Linked DNA regions of Mus musculus: regions 2 and 3 are each linked to region 1. Evidence: chromatin loops called from intact Hi-C (ENCODE). Cell type or tissue: heart. All regions are shown on one strand.

Region 1 (8,000 bases):
TTGTTCTGTGAGTGCTGGGATCTGAACTATGGTCCTCATAGTTGTCAGGCAAGTGCACTTACCAGCTGAGCCATTCTTCCAGGCCCTAATTTGTGTACTTTGATATATACTTTGGATTTTGCTTTCATAAAAATTCTGTCAAGAAGAACCCTCTATATACATAAGGATAATATCTACATATTATCCTTTATACATTATATATATTATACATGTATGTATATGCAAGTATAATAAAACATACTGAGATTGTTTTCTAGACGAATGGACATAAACCTTTTAAATTTTGATATAGATTCTAAAATGAAACTGCAATTTGATGCATCCAGCTTGTGGATGTAGCTCAGTGGCAGAGCATGCCACGTGGTATGCACAGGTCCCTGGGTTCGATCCCCAGGAAGGAGAAAAAGTACGCATGCCCTTACTCTGCCTGTGCCCTTCAGGAAGATCAGGCACTTCCTGTTGGCACCACAGAGGCTTTTGGTCTTTTGTTTTCCCAGTTTGCTAACTGGAAACACACCATGTTAATTTCTTTAATTATACCGTAGGAGAACATCTTCCCATATGTTCAGGGTCTTCTCCATTTATTTCTCTATAAATATTTCTATACTTGGCATGGCTTTCTATTGGCTTCTTTAAAAAAAAACTCATTTATATCAGTTCTGTTTATTTAAGGAAAGAACTCTTTTGACAAGTTTGTTCTAAGATATATTTTTCTCTGGTTTGGAAGTTAGTCTTTTGAGTGAACTTCTCTTTTTAGACCCAAATAATATTGCTATTTGTGCAAATTTATTGGTGTCTCTCTTTAAGGCCCCTGGGTTTTATAGTCATCTCAGAAGAGCCTTTATTTTTCTTGGATTGGTAATAAAATAATTTGCATTTTAAGTGACTTTATGAGTTAGTGTCTCCATCTGAACATTCTTTCATCTGGAGTGACTGTGGGAGGTAATGAGTGAGACAAGAACTCATGTAACCTCAAAGGTGGCAGGCAGCTGCCTCGTCTCTAGGTTCTGAACAGTGGAGGCTACTCAGGGCTGGGCTGGGCTTTGGCGATGGCACCCCACCCCTCCTTAGCCCTGTTTTGACACTTTCCCTGTACAGTACACCTGCTATTTGGGTTGAGTGCTGATTTTTCTTTGGCTTTAGTACTTTCTTCCTGTAACCTGTTTATTGGTTGGAACTTCAAAGTCCATCTTGGTATGGGAAGACAGTTGGTATAGAGGAGACAGGGGAGGTCTTGTTAGCTAGGTGAATAAGACACAGTCAGCTTCATAAAGAGCAGACAGGAGTGTCCTGGGTAAAGAAGTGGCATGCCTGAAGAGAAGGCAGGAGACAATTCCAGTTCCTGTTTGAAGGGACTATGAAGGACCCGTGTCATGAGCATGGGAAACAGGGAAAAAAGGATGAGATGTTTTGGAAAGAAGGCTAGATTAAAATGCATTTTTAGACTATTTATTTTGTTTTATGTGCATGAGTATTTTGCCTGCATGTATGTTTGTGTATCATGCATGTGCCTTATGTCCAGGAAGGTTAGAAGAAAGTTGCATTCCTTGAGACTGGAGTTACAGATGATTGTGAGTTGTTGTGTGGATGCTGTCATCCAAACTCAGATCCACAGTAAGAGCCACAAGTGCTCTTAGTAGCTGAGCCATCTCTCTAGCAATGTGGGCCAGATTTGGTAAAACCTCTAGATTTGAAGCGTGGGGGTGTGGTGTGTGTGACAAGCTGCAGATTCCCAAAGAATAGCAATGACATTCTGACTGTCATGTGGAGGGTGGTGGGAGGACCGAGAGAGCCACACCTGGTGTGGACCAGGCCCGGGAAGGTGTTGATCATTTGTGTGAGCAGTGGAGAAAGAAAGGAAGGGAAGTCAAGACTGGGTGCAGAGTGAGAGCAGGAAGGAACGGAGGCTAATTCCTGAAGCGCCTTGCCATGCACAGCCTTTCTGAACCGTTCACCTAGCCACCTAAACACATGTGTTTAAAATGCCGGTGGCTCAAGGAACACTGAAGGACTTAACACCGCATTTGGGCTTATTGACATTCTAAGATCTCAGAGAGTATTGGATTTGCTGAGATGGGGTGAGTTACAGGAGAAAGGCGCTGGGACCTTGCTGGGCTGGGTTTTTATTAAAAAGCTCACTGTACCTCAGAGACACTTGTACATCCAGGCTTCCTCTGCTGTAGTCCCAACAGCCAGGTAGTGAAGCCACCCTTGACGCCCATCAACAGGTTCACGGAGACGGAAATGTACGGATACACAGTGGGATTAGGTTTAGTTGTAAAGAATGAAATTATGACATTTTCAGAAAAGTAGATGGAACTAGAGACCATTGTGTTAAGCAAAATTAGCCAGAGAAAGACAAGTACTATGTATTTTCACTTGATACAAACAAAATCTAGAGAAAAAAATTTGTGTGTATATATGGTGTGTGTGTGTATGACATGAAAGAAGAAATGAGACCATGAGAGAAGAGGATGGAAGGTGGGAAGATGACCATGGAATATAGTGTCACAGAATGGGGACCATGTGGGAAGGAAAGGGACCAGCGAATGGGGCTTTGTGCATGGGGGGGCAGTGTATGTGGGGCAGAGAAACAAGGAATGTGTATGAACACATCACAGTGTGATTCCTCTCTGTGTACTAACCAAAAAGTTAAAATAAAGAGGGCGGGTGCCTAGGAAACCCACATGTAGGCAGAAAAGTGTTTATTTCATCTGCAGTCTGCAGAGAGGTCTACACGGAGACACCAGCCACCATACAGATCTTGTTTAGAATCACGACAATGGGGCAAGAAATGTAGACAGAAAAGAGCAGGAGACAGACCCTGAGGGATGCCGGTTCCCAGAGCCTGGAGGGGTCCACCAGGGGCGGGCAGAAAGAGGGACAGGCACCATCTCCCAGTCTTCCTTTGCAGCCTTCTGTGGCCTCCTGTGCTTTTACAGGACAGCCTGGCCCCAATGCGCTTCTGGCTTCATCTCTCCTGGCTCCTTGCCTCTCCCTGTCCAGTGCCCCCTTACCCTCCCACCCCACTGCAGGTCTGTTTGTTTTTTTAATTGTCAGCCTGACTCACTGCTGTGTTGATTCAGGGCAAGAAGCACCAAGGATTGTTCCTTTTTTTGTTTCTTTCCTTTCCTTGGTTCTGACATAGTATCTAGCAAACAGCAGGCATACAGTAAGTTTGATTCAGGAATGGCTACACTCTTTAACTCGACTGTGACTCTGTAAAGTAGCCTTACCCCATCTTTACCTTTTTGGTTTTTTTAGAAACAAATCAAGGACAGGATCCTTGGAACAAGAAGGTGACTTTTCACTAGTACCCCAGAGCTCTTGACTCTAGCTGCATATGTATCAAAAGATGGCCTAGTCGGCCATCACTGGAAAGAGAGGCCCATTGGACAGGCAAACTTTATATGCCCCAGTACAGGGGAACGCCAGGGCCAAAAAATTGGGAATGGGTGGGTAGGGGAGTGGGGGTGGGGGAGGGTGTGGGGGACTTTTGGGATAGCATTGGAAATGTAATTGAGGAAAATACGTAATAAAAAAAAAAAAAAAAGAAAGGTGACTTTTCACAGGATCCAGCATAGTGAGTAGTGTTGGGTGGGTGAAGTGTTGGTGAGCCTTGTTTTAGGGTCGATGAATGGGTAGTTGCTGGGGAGCCAGAGGCTGTATAGTCCAGCAGGGGGCAGCAGAGGGCCATGCAAAGCAGGGACTTCCGGCCATTGCATGGGCTTCTCTAGATCTCAGCTGAACTTGGTGCTTACAAGAGTCAAGACAGAGTGTTGAGATCTGCTGATACAGCACTGAGTGCCAGTGTCTTCCTGTGGGTCCCTGGGAAAAAGAAAAATAAGGTGGGAAGACGGGTGGAGGTGGATGTGACAACGGGGCTGCCTCACACTTGGATGTAGTGACTACAAGTGGGATTTGGGGCCCTTTTTGCTTCAGCCAGGCAGGGAGCTAGGAAGGGTTAAAGTGCTGGTCCCAGGACATACATGGTTGGAAATAACTTTCTTTCGTTCTCTAAACTAGTTTTCCTTCTCTCTCTCTCTCTCTCTCTCTCTCTCTCTCTCTCTCTCTCTCTCTCTTTCAGCAGGTTTTAGTGTTTGTTTTATATGTCCAACCTGTCACAGGTGCTGCTGGGGAAGGGGATTTTGCAGCAGGTCATTGGGGGCCATCGAGGCCACAGCAGCAGTGACCAGAGTGCAAGGTCTTGCATGGAAACTGATTTTGGTTTCTCAATTCACACACTTTGCATAAATGTGAACCACAACATAAATCCACAAGCCACGTGCATGTACTTATGTGCACATATCATCCATGTAACATTCACTCATGTGCTCAAAGGCATACACCTGCTACCCACGACCTATCATGCATACATACTAACTCACAGTCTAACACACCAGGGGGTGGGGCTCTGCAGTGGGTTTTATGGATACATTCCAAGTTCCTCTTTCTCACCTCCATGTCCGTGTGCAGAGAGAGCAACAGTGTGATTTAAGTCTAGGATCAAACCAACTCTCAGCTAATGGTACCAACACAACCTCAGCCCCTCTACATCGCCTTGGTGGCTGCAGCTGTTCTAAGAGTGAATGAGGGAGGAAGTAGCTGTGGAAGCTGTCGGCTGCTGCTCTGTTACCCCCAAGAAAAGGCCAAGTCAGAAAACGCTGATGGAGATGTGCAGACAAGAGGCTTGCAGACAGAGCTGGCAGTGGTTTTCCACCACCCCAGTATTTGGAGCCTTGGGACAGCCTATGCCACCTCTCGACTTTAGGTTCTGATACCACATTGCCGTGTGTCTTTAATTCGTTCATATTGGGCTTTTCTGTTTCTTATATCCAGGATTCTCAGTGAGAAGCAGCTCCCGTCGGAGCTCTTGATGAAGGCCGGGAACAGGCCCAGCCTCTGCTTTCCCTCCTTTCCTTTTGGTCTCTTGATCCTTAGTGTGACCACAAGGCACTGTGTGCAGTTCATGGAACTTCATGTAGGAGAAGACAGTTGTGCTTAAACCAGGATGGATGGCAGCCTCTCTCTCTCTCTCTTCTAAAGAGAGTGACACAATTCAAACCCTGGGGAAGACTGGCTCTCTAAGTGGATCTTAATATTTTGTAGAGGCCGAGATGAGAGTCAGGCCAGTGCCTTTGGATTTGGAGGGCGGAAAATCTTTGCTGTCACCCTGCTCCTCCCTCCAATCTCTCTAGCCACTCTGAGGGTGAGCATTACTTACCCTGCTTGGAAGATGGATTATGAAGATGTCTCAGAGAGGATGCCTTCTGCTCAACACAGAGTGGAGCTCAGCCTCCCGTCTAGGGTTCTTTGGCTCAAAAGCTTGTGGGTGCCTCTCCAGGAGGGAACGGCCTTGATTGAACTCAGACTGTTCATGTGATCTGCTTTGGGTAGGCTCTTTGGAGGAGAAAAGGGTAATGAAGAACTAAGACCTCAAAAGTTCTTGTATCTGACTTTATCTGACTTTCACCAGAGTGGTGGAGGAAGCAGGGAAGAGGGCCTTATAGTAGGTTCTCATTGTGGTGAGTAGGACAGGCAAGGTGGACCTTAGAAAGCCAGTTCTGGGCTGGGGCTGGGGCTGGGGCTGGGGCTGGGGCTGGGGCTCGCCCGATAAAGTGCTCAAAACACGAGGACCTGAGGCTGATCCCCAGGACCATAGTTAAATACAAAAGAGCTGAATGTGGTAGTGCACTTGTGTAATCCAACTCTGGGGACACTGGGACAGGCCTAGGCCACCAGGCCAGCCCCAGGTCTCAGTGAAAGACCTATTCTTAAAAATCATGATGGAGGCTAGAGAAATGGCTCAGTGCCTCAGAGGATCTGGTTTGATTCCCAGCACCCATGCTACAGCTCTCAGCTACCTGGAACTTCAGCCCCAGGAGATTCAGCACCCCCCTCTTGCCATCTTAGGTACTGCAAACACCAGGTGTATTCATAGACATACAGGCAAAACACTCATACACATAAAATACAAATGAACAAACCTTAAAAACAAAAAACTGATGGTTCTGCCTACAAGATGACACCTGAGACTGTACTTTGACCTCCATATTCATGTGCACACACACGTACACTCACATGAATCCACACTTACATGAACACTTACCCACTCACATGAACACCCTCCTACATGAACGCACATACACAAGCACACACATACATGAACCTAACACAGGAACACATACATGAGCACACATATGAACACCCACCTACACGAACACACACCACATACATGAACACAACACAGGAACACCCACCCACACGAACACCCATCACATGAAAACACACACACACACACGCACACGCAAAAGAGAAGAGAAAAGACAACAGCTCCTTTGGGGTGTGGGCCTGCAGCATAGGAACTGGCCATGTAGACTTAGACCCAACTATGGCTTCAAGTTCTAAGGTATTTGCTCTAGGGTGTCAGAGAACAGCAAACTGTCAAGTTTTGAATTTCAGGTCTGAACATGAGAGCTTGCTCCTTTGGTCTTGGTGTAAGCCCAACCAAAATCCACAAGTAAAGAACTTAACTCAGGGCTCCCCAAGAGCAGCTGTCCCCACGCTGCATTAAGGCACACAGTGCTTAGCAGGTTTGCAGGTACCCTGGAGTCCTTCCTCATAAAAAAATGCCATGTTCAGTGTGGGAGGGGGCAGGGAGGCAGTGCATGGCAATTCTTCCTTTTTCTTTTTTCCCCTTGGGAGCAGTGGGTGGGGGCAGGTTGGTGGGCAGTGGAGCAGGCTGAGCCACATGCTGTATCTGGTAGTGAGTGGGAAAGAAGGAAGAGTTTCTCAATGCATGGGCAGAGGGCTGGTGGCCCCATGGAGGCATTGAGACAAGGTTGAAGGCTTCTGAGTTCAGTGATCCTGATGTTAATCTTTTCTGTCAACTTGACTGGACTTAGAGCCATCTAGGAGATACACCTCTGGGGTGTCTGGTGTTTCCAGAGAGGTTTAACTGAGGAGGGTCATCCTCTGGCTGGTGCCTTCCCCAGCATGATGAACCTCTCAAACCATGAGCCAGACCAAGCCCTTCCTTCCTTAAGCTGCCTTTTCAGGATCCCTGTCGCAGCAGCAAGAGCAGCAACTAATACGCCTGGCAGAAAAGAGGTTGGTCCTCAGAGTCCTCTCACATCTGACCTAGGAATCAGACTGGGTGTGTCAGGAAGCCTGGCCACAATGCCTGGCCAGGGCCCTCAGGGATAGCAAGATTCAGGTAGTAGTGTATATTAGGTTTACTCTTGGAGCAAGTGGGAGAGAAAGGAGTGGGAGGGGTATACAGGGCACACATTTAAGGAGACACTGGTTTTCTTGGCACCCTGATCTCCCATGAGCCTGATGGGGGCATCTCCTGTAACTTAGAACATGAGACAATTTCCTTGCTTCCCTCTTACCTTGTCCCCACATAGGAAAGCTGGCTTCCCACCACCGCTCCTGTTACAGAGCAAGGAAGATAGCATCTGCTAAGTGATGTATGTGTGTGTGTGTGTGTATGTGCATGCATGTGCACACGCATGCCTGTGTACCTTGTATGTGTGTGTGTCTGTGTACCTGTGTGTCTCTGTACTTGTGTGTGTGTGTATGTGACTATGTGCCTGTGTAGGTGTGTTTTCCACATCTTAAGGATGAGTGCTCAGCTGGTTACATTACTTTCTAGGCAGACCAGGAGATCTGACTCAGGTCCATATTCTCTTGGGCAGAAGGTCAGATGTCAAGGAACTACATAAGAAAATCACGCTTCTTTCTCCTCTTCCCTCACAGGGACAGCTATGGCCCAGAAGTAGAGTTGAGTATACTGCGAAAGAAAACACCATCAGAATCTATTGCATTGTGGCAGAGATGCTCAAAGCTGTCATGTTCATAGCTCAAGACTCCAGCTCTCCTCACCTGGTCCTGTTACAGAGTTTCCAACAAAGAATCAAGATGTCACCTATGGCTTAGTCATTAGGTGACTGGGGACATATTTAAGTTTACTCACACGTATGGATAGGTTTTGATCC
Region 2 (8,000 bases), 200 kb after region 1:
TATTTTCCAAAAATACTTTTTCTATTACAAAATTCTAGGCCAAAAGCTTTTCCCTCCAGGCTTCAGTGTTGAGCCCCACTTCGTCTTGTTTTGTAGGAGCCGCTGTCTCCGTATCCTTCTCCTCTGGGGCAGTGTGCTATCTTGTCTCTCGGGGTTGTTGTAAGGTCTTTATCTTTCTGCTGCTTTTAGGCAGTGTGAGTAACAGATGCCTTGTCACAGTCCACCCAGGTTTCTTGTGCTTGGAGTTTGTTGATATAGTAGGGCGATGGTACTGTTGATATTGGAAAAATTTCAGCCATTGTTTTCTCCAATCTTGTCTGTCTGCTTTTTTCCTTTGGCTTCTATTACCACGCATTGACCCTGAACTTGTCCTCTGTCTCAGCCGTTGCTCTGTGGTTGCACTCTCCAGTGTCTTGGTGTGTTTACCTCATGTGTTAGCCTCCGTTCCTGTGTTCGGTGGATAGTACAGTGACTGCGCTTACTTCATTTGTCTGCTAGTTCTACTGTCTTGTCAGTTCTGCATTGCTCTTATTGCTTTCCTCTTCATCTTGTCTTACAGCGTTTTTCTGCTGCTCATCTGCCTTCCAGATAGGAATTTTACCTATCTAGGTAGTAAATATTTTTTTAATACTGTAAATAATCAAGCTTTGTTTTAAAATACGGTTTTCTTACTTAGAAGGACTGTTTGGGGGTCCTTTTACAGTTTGTTAGGAGACCCAGAGCAAAGTTTAGTTTCCTGTTACTCATTTCCCACTGATGAGACAAACTCCTTCAAGGTGCTGTACTTCGTGCCTCTAGAGTTGGAAGCACACTGATGCCCTCTGTGGCCTTTGTATGCATCTCTCGGAGCTTCAGCCTCCTGGCATCTGCCCACACTGGCTGGCTCTAGTGCTCAGTGAAGGGCCTGCTGTCTCTTGGCGCTTCTCTCTGTTGCTCTGTGCTGTGCAGAGTTCTGCCCTCTGAACTCTAGCCACCTTGGCCTCAGCAGTTTCTTCAACAGCCAGCCAGGCCTCCGAGGTCCCCTACTTCTTTTTCCGAGTCCTGGAAACTCACAGCTGACTTGCACCCACGGGCTCACTTTGCTTCTCACCCCTGGGAGTCACACCATGTCTGATGTCCAGTGCTTTATATCAGCCCCACCTAACACCACTCTTCTGGACATTGTGTCCTGTGTTAGTTGTTTTTAGTGGGAAGATAAACCTGGTTCCTGTTGGTCAGAAGCAGAATTTGACTGCTTTCAAATTGTGATGTTTTATGTACAGAAAAGCCCATCTTGGAAACCATCCCTGGGGAACCCCAAATCAACCAAATAATGTCTGCCAACTCTAAATTTCACATCTAGTTTTTGGAATAAGTTTCTTGTTTTTGTACAAAAGCCAAAGCACAGTTGATACGCTGGTTGTTTAGCCCTAGATTTCAGTGAGCGACGAGAAAACAGCATTGCCTTTTCCTTTTGTAGTGTGTTTCTAGCTCAAACGTGGTGTTTAAGCTTCCGAAATAGTATTGATGAGAGAAATCCCCTTGCAAAATCTCTTAAGAAATCATGTGTGTGTCTGTGTCAGAAGTTACTCTGCATTTGTGTCACTTCCAGTCTTAAACTCAGATGTTCCATCCCTATACAGTTTCCTTAAATCTTCTTGGTTTTGAACCAAAGGACATTTTATCAGACTTTTGATTTTAATAACGTGTCAAAATTCTTTTCTCTTGTTGAATGTGGTGGCACACACCTTTAATTCCAGCACTTGAAGAGGCAGAGTCAGACAGAGCTCTGTGAGTTCAAAGCCAGCCTGGTCTATATAGCAAGTTCTATGGGCTGCTTAGAGACCCTACCTTTAAAAAATGACCTTAATTACTCAGAATAATAATTAGTAATACCTTTCTGCTAAATGTGCAGTGGTTTCCACTTAAATTAAAAATAAATGTTTAAACGTTGCACATTTTACCCTAACTCTCCCACTGGTGAGAGGGAGCTTCCCTTAGGACACATAAGGAATTCTTATTGAGGAAAACTTATTTGGGTGCAGAAGTAAGAACTGAAGATTTTAGCTGGTGGTAGCAAACAAGGTGAAGGAACTAGGTATCTTTCTACCAGAGATGAGTTAGATACTCTGCAGCAGGTGTATGGGAGCATGCCACAGTCCCAGCCCTGAGCAGGCTGGAGCAGGAGGATGGCAAGCCACCGAGAAGAGAAAAGAAAGACTACGCTTACATACACTGGTACACAGTGGTTTCTAAGACGTGGGTACAAGGTCAGCGAGAACGTACTCACTTGCTCGTTTCCCACACATTGACAACTTCAGTCATTCCTGGTGAAATACGTAGGCAACCAGTTGATCCTGGAAGAGAGAATTAAAGGTTGGAGTGAAGAGAAAGATTAATTTTTCATTGCACATTTCTATGTTGTTTGCATTTTTAAAGCCATGTACTTTTCAAAAAACCTGATTTTTTAGAAAAAGAAAAAAAGGAAAAACTTGTTTTGCTTGGACTTCCCTGACAGGAGTGATCGACACAGGAACTGCCCCATTTGTCGCCTACAGATGACTGGAGCAAATGAATCATGGGTGGTGTCAGATGCACCCACTGAAGATGACATGGCTAACTATATTCTTAACATGGCTGATGAGGCAGGCCAGCCCCACAGGCCATGACTTGGGGAAGACTTTCTGTTGTTATTCTGAACTACAAATACACTGTTGTCGTAGAGGAGAAGGGGGGGATATTGTGGCACACACAGAAATATCAGTTTTCCCACCCTCTTATTTTTGCTATTCTGGTATGTCCCGTTCTTAAATAAACTCCCATGTCTTCCATGTATGGTGGGCTACAGTTTGCTACTGTTTAGCCATATTTCCCACAGTCCACCTATTCTATGTTGCTCTTGAGCCCTTTGCTACAGATAGCAGCAATACTTGACACTACTGCTTTTCAGGGAGGGAGGGACTGTTCTGGCATCTTTTTAGTAGGTTTAAGTTTTAGAGTGTTGACAGTTGTAGCCATCTGAGATAAATGACTGAAACTAATGTCTCAGTTGGAACCTGAGGTGTGTGTGCTCTGCCCCCTTGTGGTTCATTATGGATCCTTCAGTACTGTGGCCCAATTGCTTCCTGATGTTATGTCACTTTTGGCCTTGGGTTCTGGAACTACTTATTCTTTATGTTGCCATGATGCAGCACACGGATTAGGACTGTCTGGTTGGAACTTTGTCTCGAAAATGGACTGTACCGGAGGGATCTTCATGGCTGCTTTAGAAAGGCATCCCCGGACCTGGATAGGTGCCCGTTGGATTTTTTCATAATGCCCATGAAGCTTGAGTTTTCAGAAGGATTTTTTTCTTTTATAGAAACACACATTTTATATTTCCAGATTCCACAGAGGCATCCAGTCCTGAGCCAGACAGCGTTTATTTTAGGTAAAGACGCCTTTCTGAGGCTTCGGTTTCCTCAAATTTCTCAGATTAAAAGAAGAGGACGATCAGGTAAACCTCCTCACCAAGCAGTTGTAAAACCCTAAACTCCAGACCTTGATTGGCTTTCTTCCCATTTCTCTGCACTATTCAGGCATCTAGAGAGAGAACCGTGACAGGAGTGCGGCCTCAGTGACAGCCACAGTGGCTTATGGAGGAAGAACGTTAATGCTAACAGTGCAGCCTATAAAAGTGCTAGTGCATGAAATAAGTCCCCTGTAAGAAATGTTAGCGTTCCATAGAAGTCTTCTCACAGATTTTTGGCAAGTTTCAACTGTCCCTGTTTTCCTAAGTATAGATGTACACAATTGAAGTTACTGCTTATTGATTTTTGATTCAGATTTTAATGAATATTTAAATAAAATCCCTTTCAAAGAAAAAGATCTGACTTGATTCAGATTTTAATGAATATTCAAATAAAATCCCTCTCGGGGGAAAAAAAGGTCTGACTTGATTCTGCCCCCAAATACTGAAGACATCAATAGTCCATTCACTGTAAGGACAGGGCAGTGACACCAAATGGCTAAGCAGTCTGCCGAGCATGCGGGCAAGCACAGTGCTGTTGTCTGTCATACCTTAGCTGAGATGGTTTCACAACCCCGAGAAAGTCTTACTCTGTTGTAGGTTCTTATTGAGAAACTCAGATTGTATTTGTGGTTTTCAAACATTAGCATTTCAAGTAAGTTCTGAGAGCCTATTCACACTGAGTGCACACACACACATGCTACCCCGTTATAGAGAAGCTACATATTATTAATACAAGTTTCCTTACACAAACCTTAGTGTGATCGAGTTTAAGTCAGTATATGAAAATGTGAAAATGTATTGGTGATACAGTTACATTAGAATTTGTAAATGAAAAAACCTCTGTTTTGTAAAAATAATAACAATTCAGGGCTAGAGGTGTAACTCAGTTGGTAGAGTGCTTACCTAATATATATAAAGCCTGGGTTCCATCCCAGCACTGCGTAAAAACAGTGATGCTGGTGCACCCCTCCTACCCCAGCACTTGAGAGGAGGAAGCAGGAAGACCAGAAGGCCCAGGTCATCCTCCATCACAGAGTGAGTTCAAGGATAGCCTGGGCTACATTGAAATGCTGTTTCAAAAACAATTGGGATGGCTAGGCTAGAGAGCTAACTCAGTGGTTAAGAGCACTTACTGTTCTTGCAGAGGACCAGAGTTTAATCCCCAGCACCCACATTAGTGGTTTACAACCACCTGTATCTCTCCAAGGGCTCCAACACCCTCATCTGACCACCTAGGGCACCCACATGCATGTTACACACAGAGAGACACACTAGCAAAACAACTTTAAAACATTTTAAAATTCATATTCTGTCATATTCTGTCAACTTTCAAGTGCTCCATAGAACACATTCTCTAAGCCTTGGAATGAGTGATCTTCTGAGATGCTTTCTAGCCCTAAAATTGTCCTTTTGGATTTTGACTTGCTGGGTTTAATTCAAATTGTCTAATCTTAAAGTGTTTCAGAAATTAATAACATAGCTTTAGGGGTTGGGGATATTTCCAGCAATAGCCAATACCTCTATTCCCCAGAATCCTTCATTTTTGAAAGAATAGAAAGTGAGTCCAGTGACTTGATCTTGCCCACTGCCCTTTATTTAAAGTGTGATCTCTGGGATACTAACTGGTCTACTGTGAAGCGTCAGTGTCTCCAACTGCCTTATCAAGTAGTAAGCAGAGTTCTCTATGCATTCCATTGAACTGGGTGGTGACTCCAGATGTCAATAGTAGGTAGGGTTCACCATAGGATCTAATCATAAATTTGTCTCATGAGTAAAATGTATACTTTTTCTATTCTGTACAGCTTTGCCTTTATAAAATAAGAACTACATAAATACATTTACCATGGTAGGAAATTGTGTGCCTTCAGTGATGTGCAAATTGCCTCCTGCTTTAGGGAATTGTTGTAAATTGTATGTTAGTGCTGTGCTCACTCAGTAACAGCAGGTTGGCTCAAATGCTGGAAACGTTGGGTTTCAGAAAGAGTTTGACTATGTATTGATGTAAAGGCTGACAACAGCAAAGCCTGTTTTATTCTTAGGAAAAACTGATACAATGTGCAATAAGTAAACTTTGCAAGTGAACATTAGCTAACTAAAAACGTTTGCTTATGTAATTTCACATTCTTATATACTAAATATTTATATTTATTAGAGGACTGTTTTGTATTGTGCTCTGGGGGTTGTGTTGTTTGTGTGCTGTTTTGAGGTGATTTTCTTGTATTAATATACAACTGGGTAATAAGGCTGCTTGGAAACCTTTTTTTGGTTCCCTGATTTTTTAACACTGGGAAGTTGGATTCATTAAAAGATAGTCTGAATAACTTGCATCCGTAGGTGTTGGGAGTTTCCTTGCTTTGGGGAGAGGGTTCTCGACTGAAGCCTACTTTGTCTGTCGGCTCATCACCTGCATTTATGAGAAGCAACGTAACAGCAGTGTGAGCAGCTACTGTGACTTTGGTTAGCTTTTCTTTCCTAGTACCCGTTAGACAGAATAAAGGGTCCACACTGAGCTCTGCCAGTTCTGTGCTTTCCGTGTAAAAGAATGTCATTGGAGAAACAGAAGAGAGGAAGCAGAGGGAGGTGGCAGCTTCGAGTCAGGTTTGCTGGTGCCCGTCAACCATACTGTGGAGAAACCCGCATTACTATCAAAGCATAAGAGTCCTTCGGATACACTTTGCTAAATCCCCACTCTGTAGTCTCAGCTCTTCATCAGCTTCTGTTTTACAGAATGCGCCTTAAAGATGATCGCTCAGGAGCCGGAGGCTGTGGGTCTGTGGTGTGAGCCCCCTTTCCTGGTGAGACGGTTATTCTGACAAATCATGGTGCAGACACAACATTTAGGTGCATAAGCCATCACCCTCTGTGTTTAAGAACCAGAGAAATTGTGTTGTGAGCCCACCCTTCAGCAGGCAGCAGCTACTGAGAGAGCCAGCCAAGCACACCCTTAGACCTGCTTTCATTCAAGACTAAAGTGTGGATTCACGAGGCGGAGAGATGGTGCCGACTTTCAGCAGTACAGGCTAAGTAAGATATAAGGCAAACATCCACCCTTAGGAATTGTCCAGAGAGTACTGTCTGGAAACCTGAGCCCATATACAGTTGCCTTGGCTTCCGACTGTAAAACAGGCAAAAGGAGGGATTTACACACACACATACACACACACACAAACACACACACACGAGGATCAGTGAGCACTAGGATTTCATTAAACAAAGTGATAGAGAAACAGTCTGAGAAGCACCCTGGTGAACAGATTAAGACATCATCCGAGGCAAAGCACTCTAGATGTGGCTTTGCTGATGCTCTGTGGGACTGGCAGAAGCTAGGCTGAGGTGCTAGATGACCACGAGGTCACCTGAGCCGTAGCTTGCAAATTGTGGGTTTCCTCGTCAGTGCTCTCCACTGCTCACAGCTTTCCATGCACCCCATCTCAGAAATAAAGAAACATTTGTTCTATTGGGTCACAGTCCTAATAGACTTTATTTGTAGTCTTTAAAAAAGTATTTGATACAATGAAAAACTGTACAATAGTTGCTATGTTTGGGCAAATGTATACAAATGGAGGCTTTTCAAAAATAATCCCGCATGACAGGTTTTCATTCAGTTTCATAATCATCTATGTGAGATAGTATGTGTATTTGCCTAGTAAAAGGATGACATGGTTCCATACGCTACACAACAACTGGAAGGATGACAGTCACAGGACAGAATAATTAGTTAAATGGGCAACTTCCAGGTACAGTTAGGTTCATCTAACTATGGTGTAGGACTTCCTGCCTTCTGAATAGTTAAGAAGGTCTTTGAACATTGTTGAGTATTCTGCACATACAGATGCCAAAAGAGAAAGTCATTCAATTACTCCATGTGTATTTATTGAGCACCTACTATGTTCTAGGCACTAGTAACAAAAATGTCTGATAAAGCTAAAGTTCACGTTAGACTTAAAAATTCTACCTAGTCCCTGGGACCATGATAGCTTCTGAAGAAATCTGCTTTAAAATAAAATCCACTTTGTTAGTGACTCTTTTTCAAACATTTAAAATATGTGAAGCCTAAAACAGTAGGAGGAGGCAGGGGAGTCGGGGGTGGGGTGTGACTGGATCAGGAGCTTGGCTCGAGTCCTGTGTGTCCTGAAGCACATTTCACTCCCTGAGGAGTCCCTGGTCTGACTCCCAGGGGAGGTGGTGACACTACAGTCACAGGACATCAGAGCCAGAAGGAGCAGAGGCCCTGTGCTTTTCAGAGGTCTTCATTTAAAAACAAAAAGTGAAGAGCAGCCCCATAACCTCGCCTTGTACCTTCCGCAGCCCAGGAGTGGACCATGAGATGGATTCACAGAATATGGTTTGAGATGACTCGTTGAGTCCTAGATAATAACATAGAACAGAAGTGATGACCTCAGAGGGTGCATTGGGCTTCCTAACCAGACAGGAAGGAGGGGTGCTAAGAGGGAAAGAAACTCATTTTTTAAAATGCACAAATCATCAACAGGAGAGCGTTTGTATTTTC
Region 3 (8,000 bases), 290 kb after region 1:
GAACAAGACAAGATGAATCCCAAAACTCAGGGACAGCAAGTCCAAGACAGAGATGTCTGTGGATATTTATAAGTGAGAACTGTAACTGATGTGTAGAAACTCAGAGACCCACCCGAGCATCCCACAAAGCAAGCTACTTCCCTAGCCTGTACCCTTGATCCTAGGGGAAGTGAGGCGGTGCCCGAAGAGCTCCTACTCTAAGTCTTAGATAGTTACCTAACAGATGTCTTTGTATAGACCTCATCCGTAAGCAAATTTGATGGCTAGAGTGGTAGTGCACACCCGTGAACCCCAGCGCTGGAGACGCAGAGGCAGAGGATTGATGGTTTCAGGCTAGCTTGGAAAACAAAGCAACAACCCTGTCTCGACAACAAAATAAAAACACCACAGATTTTGGCCTATGTCTATAGACTTAGTCCTTAGGATGCTGAGGCAGCAAGATCATTTGACTCTAGGATAGCAGTACACGCCTGGGAAACACAGGGAAACTGTCTCAAACAAACAAGAGAGACAATAAAATCAGAGCTTAGTTAACTGAGACCCTTGGTGCCTGTAGCCTGCTGTGCTTGCATGTGGTCCAAAATATGCTAGGGTAGCTGAGAGGTCAGCTGAGAGGTCAGTCCTTTATGAGGCGGGACCTAGCAGGAGACTCTTAGGTCTCTGGGGAAGCTGCCCTTATAAGAGATTAAGGTAGGTCTTATGGGGCCCCTGGGGTCTCGAGAGAGTTACGCGAATGAGCCTGAGGCCCGCATGGTGGTTCACACCTGGATTCCTAGCACTCAAGAAGCAAAAGCCGGAGGATTGCTGCAGGTCTGAGGCCAGCTCTAACTACACAGTGAGTTCCAGGCCATCCTGGGCTACCTCGTGAGACACTATCAAACAGAGCAAAAAAGACCCACTTCTTAATTTAAGATCCAATCCCTTCCTTCCACATGCTCCTCCAGTTGATGCCATCCAATGGGCCCCCCAGTCTTGGACTTCCACCCCAGAATGTGAGCTAAACTGCCTATCTTTCCTTTACAGAGTTAGCCTGTCCCAGGAAAGCAAGCCTGACTAACACAGTTCCTGACACGATTTTATGTCTATCTCTGGCCCTCTCTTACTGTTTTAGTTGTGCCTGGACCCTAATGGTTTCTGAAAGCTAATTTGAAAGTCAAATTCAGAAGACTGGAAGTGTAACCGTCCAACTGTGCTAAGAACAGTACTCAGCTTCTTCAAATGCTGAAAGGACGGCTGGGGTTCATTCAAAGCGCATAGGAGCTGAGAGCCTGCAACAAAACGTAAAGGCTGTGGCTTTTTACAATACTGAGAGCCAGGCATTCGAGATCCACTCCCTCTCCAGAGCCCGCCACCCTCAGAGTTCCTATACTGAATATACCTTTGTAAGACAGGAGTTGGCAAGCTACCACTGCCAACCAAACCATGCCTGTCAATGGGCTAAAAAAATAGTTTTTATAGTTTTTTTTTTTTAACAGTTGGAAGGGAGATCAAAAGAAAAAGAAGAGTTAGGGGCTGGGGATGTAGCTCAGTTGACAGACTGCTTACAGGATACTGGGGTTTGAGCCCCAGAACTGCATGAATCATTTAAACCCAGGGTGGTGGTGCACTCCTGGAACCAATCCAGCATGTGGGCGGTGGAGGCAGGAGGGCCAAGAGTTCAAGGTCAGGGCTGGAGAGTTGGCTCAGTGGTTAAGAGCACTTGCTGCTCTTCCAGAGGCGCCAGACTGGACTTCTAACACCAATATGGTGACTTACTAATGGTCTGGAACTGCAGCAGCAGGGGATCTGATGCCCTCTTCTGGCCACCTTGATATGTTTATGGTACAGACAGACACATGCAGGCAAAACATCCATAGACGTAAATTTTTTTTAAAAAATTAAAGAATTCAAGATCATCCTCAATTGCACAAGTTTGAGGCCATGCTGAGCACATGGGATCCTCTCAGGAGGAAAAAGAGGGAAGGAAGAAAGGGGGAAAATAATTTTGTGACCCATGGAAATTCCATGAATTGAAATCAGCCTTCAGGAAGAAGGTTGTTGTGTCCTCTCCGTGTCCCATGAGCCTCTCTGTAGTCACCTCTTCTCCCCCCGCCCCCCTGCTTCTGACCCAGACAAATATTCATCTGCTTTCTATCAGTACAAATTTGTTATTCCTTTCCTAAAACTTCAAGTAAATTGAATCACACAGCCTGCACTTTTTGTGTCTGGCTTCCTTCAGTCAGGATAATGTTTTCTGAGATTCACCCATGTTGTATCAATACCAGACAGGACACGTCTGCTTTTGTTTGTGAGGGAAAGGCAGAGTCATGTCAGGTCTGAAGGCACAAGTCAGAACTCCTCATGAGCAGCAGGATAAGAGTTTCTTTCTCTAGGTGCCGGCTGTGTGGTCTTCCCTCGCCTCAGGGGAGGGTCTTAAGGCAGATATTCCACAATCAAATATGTGTTCCATAAGTCAACAGATAACCACCATGGTATGAATTTGAACAGGAAAGATTTGGTGGGCAAATATGCAATGCCTCTCACAAGAAATGTCAAGTGTGTGTGATGAAAAAAAATGAGAAGAGAAAGCTCTAATAACCTTCAAATACAACTTCAACCACTATAGACTTTTGAGTGGTTATAAATGTATTTGTAGCACTGGGGAGGTAAAGGCAGGCAGATCTCTGTGAGTTCAAGGCCAGCCTGGTCTAAATATTGAGCTCCAGGCAAATCATAGATATGCAGCAATACCTTGCCAAAAAAAATGTTACTTGGCCGGGCAATGGTGACGCACGCCTTTAATCTCAGCACTTGGGAGGCAGGGGCAGGCAGATTTCTGAGTTCGAGGCCAGCCTGGACTACAGAGTGAGTTCCAGGACAGCCAGGGCTACACAGAGAAACCCTGTCTCAAAAAAACCAAAAAAAAAGTTACTTATAAATTAAAAAAAATTTTTTTAATTATGTGTATTTGTGTGAGGGTGTCCACGGAGGCCAAAGGCTCAGGGTCCCCCGAGAGCTAGAATTACAGATGTGAGTCACCTGACAGAGGTACTAAGAACCAAATTCAGGTCCTCTTCAAGAACAGGATGAGCTCCTAACCACTGAGCCACCTCTCTAGCCCCTGCTTGTAAGTTTTGTTTCACCAATTTGTTCAAAGAAAATTCCGTGTCAGCGATGCTCCAGGATATTTTGAAGCATTCACATTGCCACTTCAAGCCTGTAATAAGATACTAATAGGTTTGGATTGTAGCAGGCTCATGTTTAGTGGTAAAATGATTGTGATTCTTTCATTTCGACGTTTATACAAATTCAATACCTAAGATTTTCCTTTACTTTGTATTTTAATTATAAGCACAATGGAATCTTTTTCACTACGCCCCATACAGGTACCTCCAGATTCCCTTCAGCTGGCCCCAAGTGCCATACCTATATTCTCTTACTCTCTGTGAGCTATGAACTGGAAGCAGTGAGGGTTCACAGGCCCTGAGACCAGGAGAGAAATTTCAGCTCTGACTAGCAAGCTGTCTTACTAAAGAGGGCCCTCCTGCCCCCTAGTGGTCATTATTGTATATGCCTCTCAAGAGGAAAATGAGATACAGGCATTGTGTCTATCATCCTTGTTACTCAGCATTGTGTTTACCATGGGCTCTGGCTGGGATGAATGCCTTCATAGGCATCCTCCCAACATAGCTATCCTGCAGTCCCTGGGGAGGTCGAGCCTGTGGCTCCACTCCAGGGCTTCCATCTGTCTCTCTCCCTTCATCTTCATTACTACATCACGAGCCAAGTTCCACCTGTGTTAGCCAGTGAGACCACCCTTGATCACTAAACCACTTCCAAAACCTGAGAGACATTAGGAGAGAAAGGAGAGAGAACCTGGGAGGAATACACCCATCTTTTCAGCAATTTGATGCAAAGAGGCAGACTCTAGGTCTCAGGCACTCAAGGAATTTGGGGTCCTCTTGAAACATAAAAAGGAAAGAGCTATGCTGGACCATAAACACTTGCCACACCCTCTTTGTCTAGGCAGAGACCCCACCTTTTCTTCACTAGCCACAACACAGAACAAGTGGTCACAGAAAGAGAACAACAACAACAACAACAAAAATACCATCTTTTCTTCAGGTCATAGATCAAGCATTCGTTTCAAGGTATTTATGTATGCTGGGTAGTTTTTTGTCACCTTGACACACACTAAGGTCACCTGATAAGAGGAAGCCTCAACCGAGAAAAATCCTCCATCAAATTGGACTATAGGCAAGTCTATAGGACACTGATGTAGTTAATCATTGCTGTGGAAGGATCCAGCCCACTATGAGTAAGGAGACGCTGGGAAGGTGACCCTGGACTGTGTAAGAAGCAAGATGAGTGCATCATGGGAAGCAAGCTGGTAGGCCGCTTTCCTGGATGGTCCCTGCCTCTCCTCCTACTTGAGTTCCTGACCAGACTCCCTCAATGATAAGCTGTGATCAGATTGTGAGTCAAATAAACCCTTCTGGGGTTGATCACATCAATAGAAAACAGATTAGGATGCTGAGTATTGTTAAGAGAAAATTAACCTGTATGGAAATCAGAACAAGTCAAAGTTGATGGTCGTGAGTGCACACGGGAAAACTGGGGGACACCGGAATTGCATCTGAAATGAAGACAGTAGATTCCACTCTGAAAAAAAAAAAACTGAGCAAGCTGTAGAATCTCTATGGAATGTTCTGGTACTCCAGAACCTCTCATCTTTGCTCTGACACTCTTGGGAGCCTCGGCAGGCCAGAAGCCCCAGACTCCCTGTCTCAATCTCCCTGATAGAGCCCCATGTGTCCATTGGAGAAGTGACGTCAGAGGTTATGCTAGAACGGGGGAAGGAAACTTGATGCTAGGATGCATGACAAGGTGTTCAGGGTTTCCCGCTCAACCTTCGTTTCTGAGTGGGACTCCAGAAGAAGCCCTCCTGCAGCATCCTCAGCAAGTCCAAGTCTTGGTGTCTACCTAATCCCCCTTCCCTGAACCATGAGCAGACTTATTTTGGGCCATGTGGTTGGCAACAGTTAGCCAACCTCTTCCTAGCCAGAGATCCCTGTATTAAGACAAGACAAGGGCACCAGTGTCCAGAGGAACTGGCTCTGGTCACACCCTGGAGTTGTGGAGCACTTGTCGTGGGTCACCAGGATGTTAGTGTCAGGATCCATGAGTCCTGTTCAATTGCACAGTGGGCACCTACAAGTGATCCCAGGGACCCCTCCATCCAAGGAGATCTGAAGGGGTCATAGCCTTGTTGCTTTGGTCTTTCAGGACATGAATATTATCCTGGGTTCTCTATCCCATATTAAATTTCTGGTTATAAAAAGTCAACAAATGCCAAACTGGCATCCTTAATCATCAGGGAAATGCAAATCAAAACAACCCTGAGATTCCACCTCACACCAGTCAGAATGGCTAAGATCAAAAATTCAGGTGACAGCAGATGCTGGCGTGGATGTGGAGAAAGAGGAACACTCCTCCATTGTTGGTGGGATTGCAAGCTTGTACAACAACTCTGGAAATCAGTCTGGCAGTTCCTCAGAAAATTGGACATAGTACTACCGGAGGATCCCGCAATACCTCTCCTGGGCATATATCCAGAAGATGTTTCAACTGATAAGAAGGACACATGCTCCACTATGTTCATAGCAGCCTTATTTATAATAGCCAGAAGCTGGAAAGAACCCAGATGCCCCTCAACAGAGGAATGGATACAGAAAATAAAGGTACATTTACACAATGGAGTACTACTCAGCTATTAAAAAGAATGAATTTATGAAATTCCTAGGCAAATGGTTGGACCTGGAGGGCATTATCCTGAGTGAGGTAACCCAATCACAAAAGAACTCGCACAGTATGTACTCACTGATAAGTGGATATTAGCCCAGAAACTTAGAATACCCAAGATATAAGATACAATTTGCTAAACGCATGAAACTAAAAAAGAACAAAGACCAAAGGATGGACACTTTGCCCCTTCTTAGAATTGGGAACAAAACACCCATGGAAGGAGTTACAGAGACAAAGTTTGGAGCTGAGACGAAAGGATGAACCATCTAGAGACTGCCATATCCGGGGATCCATCCCATAATCAGCTTCCAAACACTGACACCATTGCATATACTAGCAAGATTTTGCTGAAAGGACCCAGATATGGCTGTCTCTTGTGAGACTATGCCAAGGCCTGGCAAACACAGAAGTGGATGCTCACAGTCAGCTATTGGATGGAACACAGGGCCCCCAATGGAGGAGCTAGAGAAAGTACCCAAGGAGCTGAAGGGATCTGCAATCCTATAGGTGGAACAACAATATGAACTAACCAATCCTCCCCTCCCCCCGAGCTCGTGTCATCGACTAGGCCATCAGTGGAAAGAGAGGCCCATTGGTCATGCAAACTTTATATGCCTCAGTACAGGGGAATGCCAGGGCCAAGAAGTGGGAGTGGGAGGGTGGGGGAGTGTGTGGGGGAGCATGTGGGGGACTTTTGGGATAGCACTGGAAATGTAAATGAAATAAATACCCAATTTAAAAAAAGAACTAAAAAAAATAAGATGATAAAGGGAAAAAAGGTAGGTCCTGTGATAGTTAGCTTCTGGCAAGCCTACATCCAAGGCCATAGAGATGGCTCTCTTCCCTTTCCATCCTTCTCAATTTCACATCTAAGGAAAATGGCTACTGGCAACTCTATGCTTCATCTTCTAGATGCAAGTCCAATGCTCAAATCTTGCAGTTCTCTTTGAGAGACCAACGTTGATAGCTGGGGAAATATCTCAATAGCTAAAGCTTTTGCCACACAAGCAGGATGACCTGAGTTCTGTCCCCAGCACCCCTTATTAAAAAGCCAGCCACACTGCTGCAGGCAGGATAGCTGGCCTTGCCCCTCACCTGGGCAAAGCAGGAGAGCTCGTCCTGGTGGTGTGGGCTCAGAAGAGCTGGTGGGCTACTACCCATGCCCAGATCCAGGGCTTAGAGTTGGCCCACCCCAACATTTACCCCATGTCTAGGCTGCTGAAGAGCATGAAGAGACTGGTCCTTTGAAACCAAAGCAACAGGGTCTCAATGACATAGGGCGACAACAGGATATCCGGGAGGAATCTAGTGAGGATCCAGTATTGATGGTGCAGCAGAAGCCAGAGACCTCAAACCAGACCAATGACTCATTGCAATGAACATTTGCAAGTGAAGCAAGTGGGCAAAAGGATGTACTATGTGATATACGGTGACACACTGCACTAGTGGGATTTTTTTTTCTTTTGGAGGAGGTGGTTACAAGGGCAAAGGGCAGATATGGAGGGACAGGGAGATAACTAAAATTGGGTGAATGATGTGACATTCACAAAGAATCAATAAAACAGAAAAGAAAGCCAGCTATGATGCATGCATGTGTAATTTAGTACCATGGAGGTGAAGATGGGTGAATCCCTGAGGTTCCCTGGCCAGTTAGCCCAGCCTATGTGAGATCCGAGCTAATGGGAGATCTGTCTTAAAAACCAAGGAGTTGGGCTGGTGGGATGACTCAGCAAGTCAAGGTGCTTGTTGCACAAACTTGGCAGCCTGTGTTTTGATTCCCAGGACCCGTGGAAAGGACGAAGGAGAGAACCAACGCCACAAGTTGTCCTTTGACCTCCACATGTTACAGCATGGCGTATGCACACATGCACACCCCCAAGGGAGGTTGAGTGAAGACCGATACTGGAACATGCATGAACCCATCGTCTCTGAACCCATCAATGTCCCCATCACCCAGAACCAGATATGGTCCAGAGCAGAGATCTGGATACCAAGTAGTCTCTGTCGATATGAGTCCAACCCCTGTCCATGATCTCTCCCAGGTCTCCTTTGATCCCTCCTCTCCTCTTCTCTGGATGCCCCCCCCCCAGAGGCCTTTCCACTAACCCTTGTGAGACCTGCTGGCCCTCCCCTGTTCTCAGTGCCACATGCTTGTCACTGTCTCCCACCTCTACTTCCAGAGTCACACTGGAACTCAGGAGTAGGGAGACTGCCTT

Evidence for each region. Hi-C counts contacts between places; a loop is a spot of excess contacts. Peaks named below come from ENCODE experiments on the same cell type or tissue, not always from the same donor. Only the 100,000 strongest peaks of a DNase experiment are listed, where the experiment ranks them.
Region 2: it touches region 1 in a loop (6-fold over the local background); 33 of 42 quality-filtered maps call a loop at or near these places.
Region 3: it touches region 1 in a loop (5-fold over the local background); 26 of 42 quality-filtered maps call a loop at or near these places.

Annotation. Positions count from the first base shown.
Region 1 is chr7:111,010,817-111,018,816 of GRCm38, reverse strand. No RefSeq gene overlaps it. Among named protein-coding and RNA genes, the nearest start is that of Ctr9, 14 kb to the left of the region's middle. In heart, a CTCF peak has its summit at 3,679 (motif pointing right); a DNase peak (open chromatin) is centred at 3,696; H3K27ac peaks cover 380 bases.
Region 2 is chr7:110,811,348-110,819,347 of GRCm38, reverse strand. Ampd3 (adenosine monophosphate deaminase 3) reads right to left here. Exons shown (of 15, transcript NM_001276301.1): 15 at 6,939-8,000. Rnf141 (ring finger protein 141) reads left to right here. Exons shown (of 6, transcript NM_025999.3): 6 at 2,498-2,813. The coding sequence ends at 2,648. Among named protein-coding and RNA genes, the nearest start is that of Rnf141, 29 kb to the left of the region's middle. In heart, a CTCF peak has its summit at 3,079 (motif pointing left); DNase peaks (open chromatin) are centred at 997, 3,097 and 7,647; H3K27ac peaks cover 1,331 bases.
Region 3 is chr7:110,722,800-110,730,799 of GRCm38, reverse strand. No RefSeq gene overlaps it. Among named protein-coding and RNA genes, the nearest start is that of Gm39068, 13 kb to the left of the region's middle. In heart, CTCF peaks have their summits at 1,802 (motif pointing left) and 3,537 (motif pointing left); no DNase peak of the experiment used is centred here.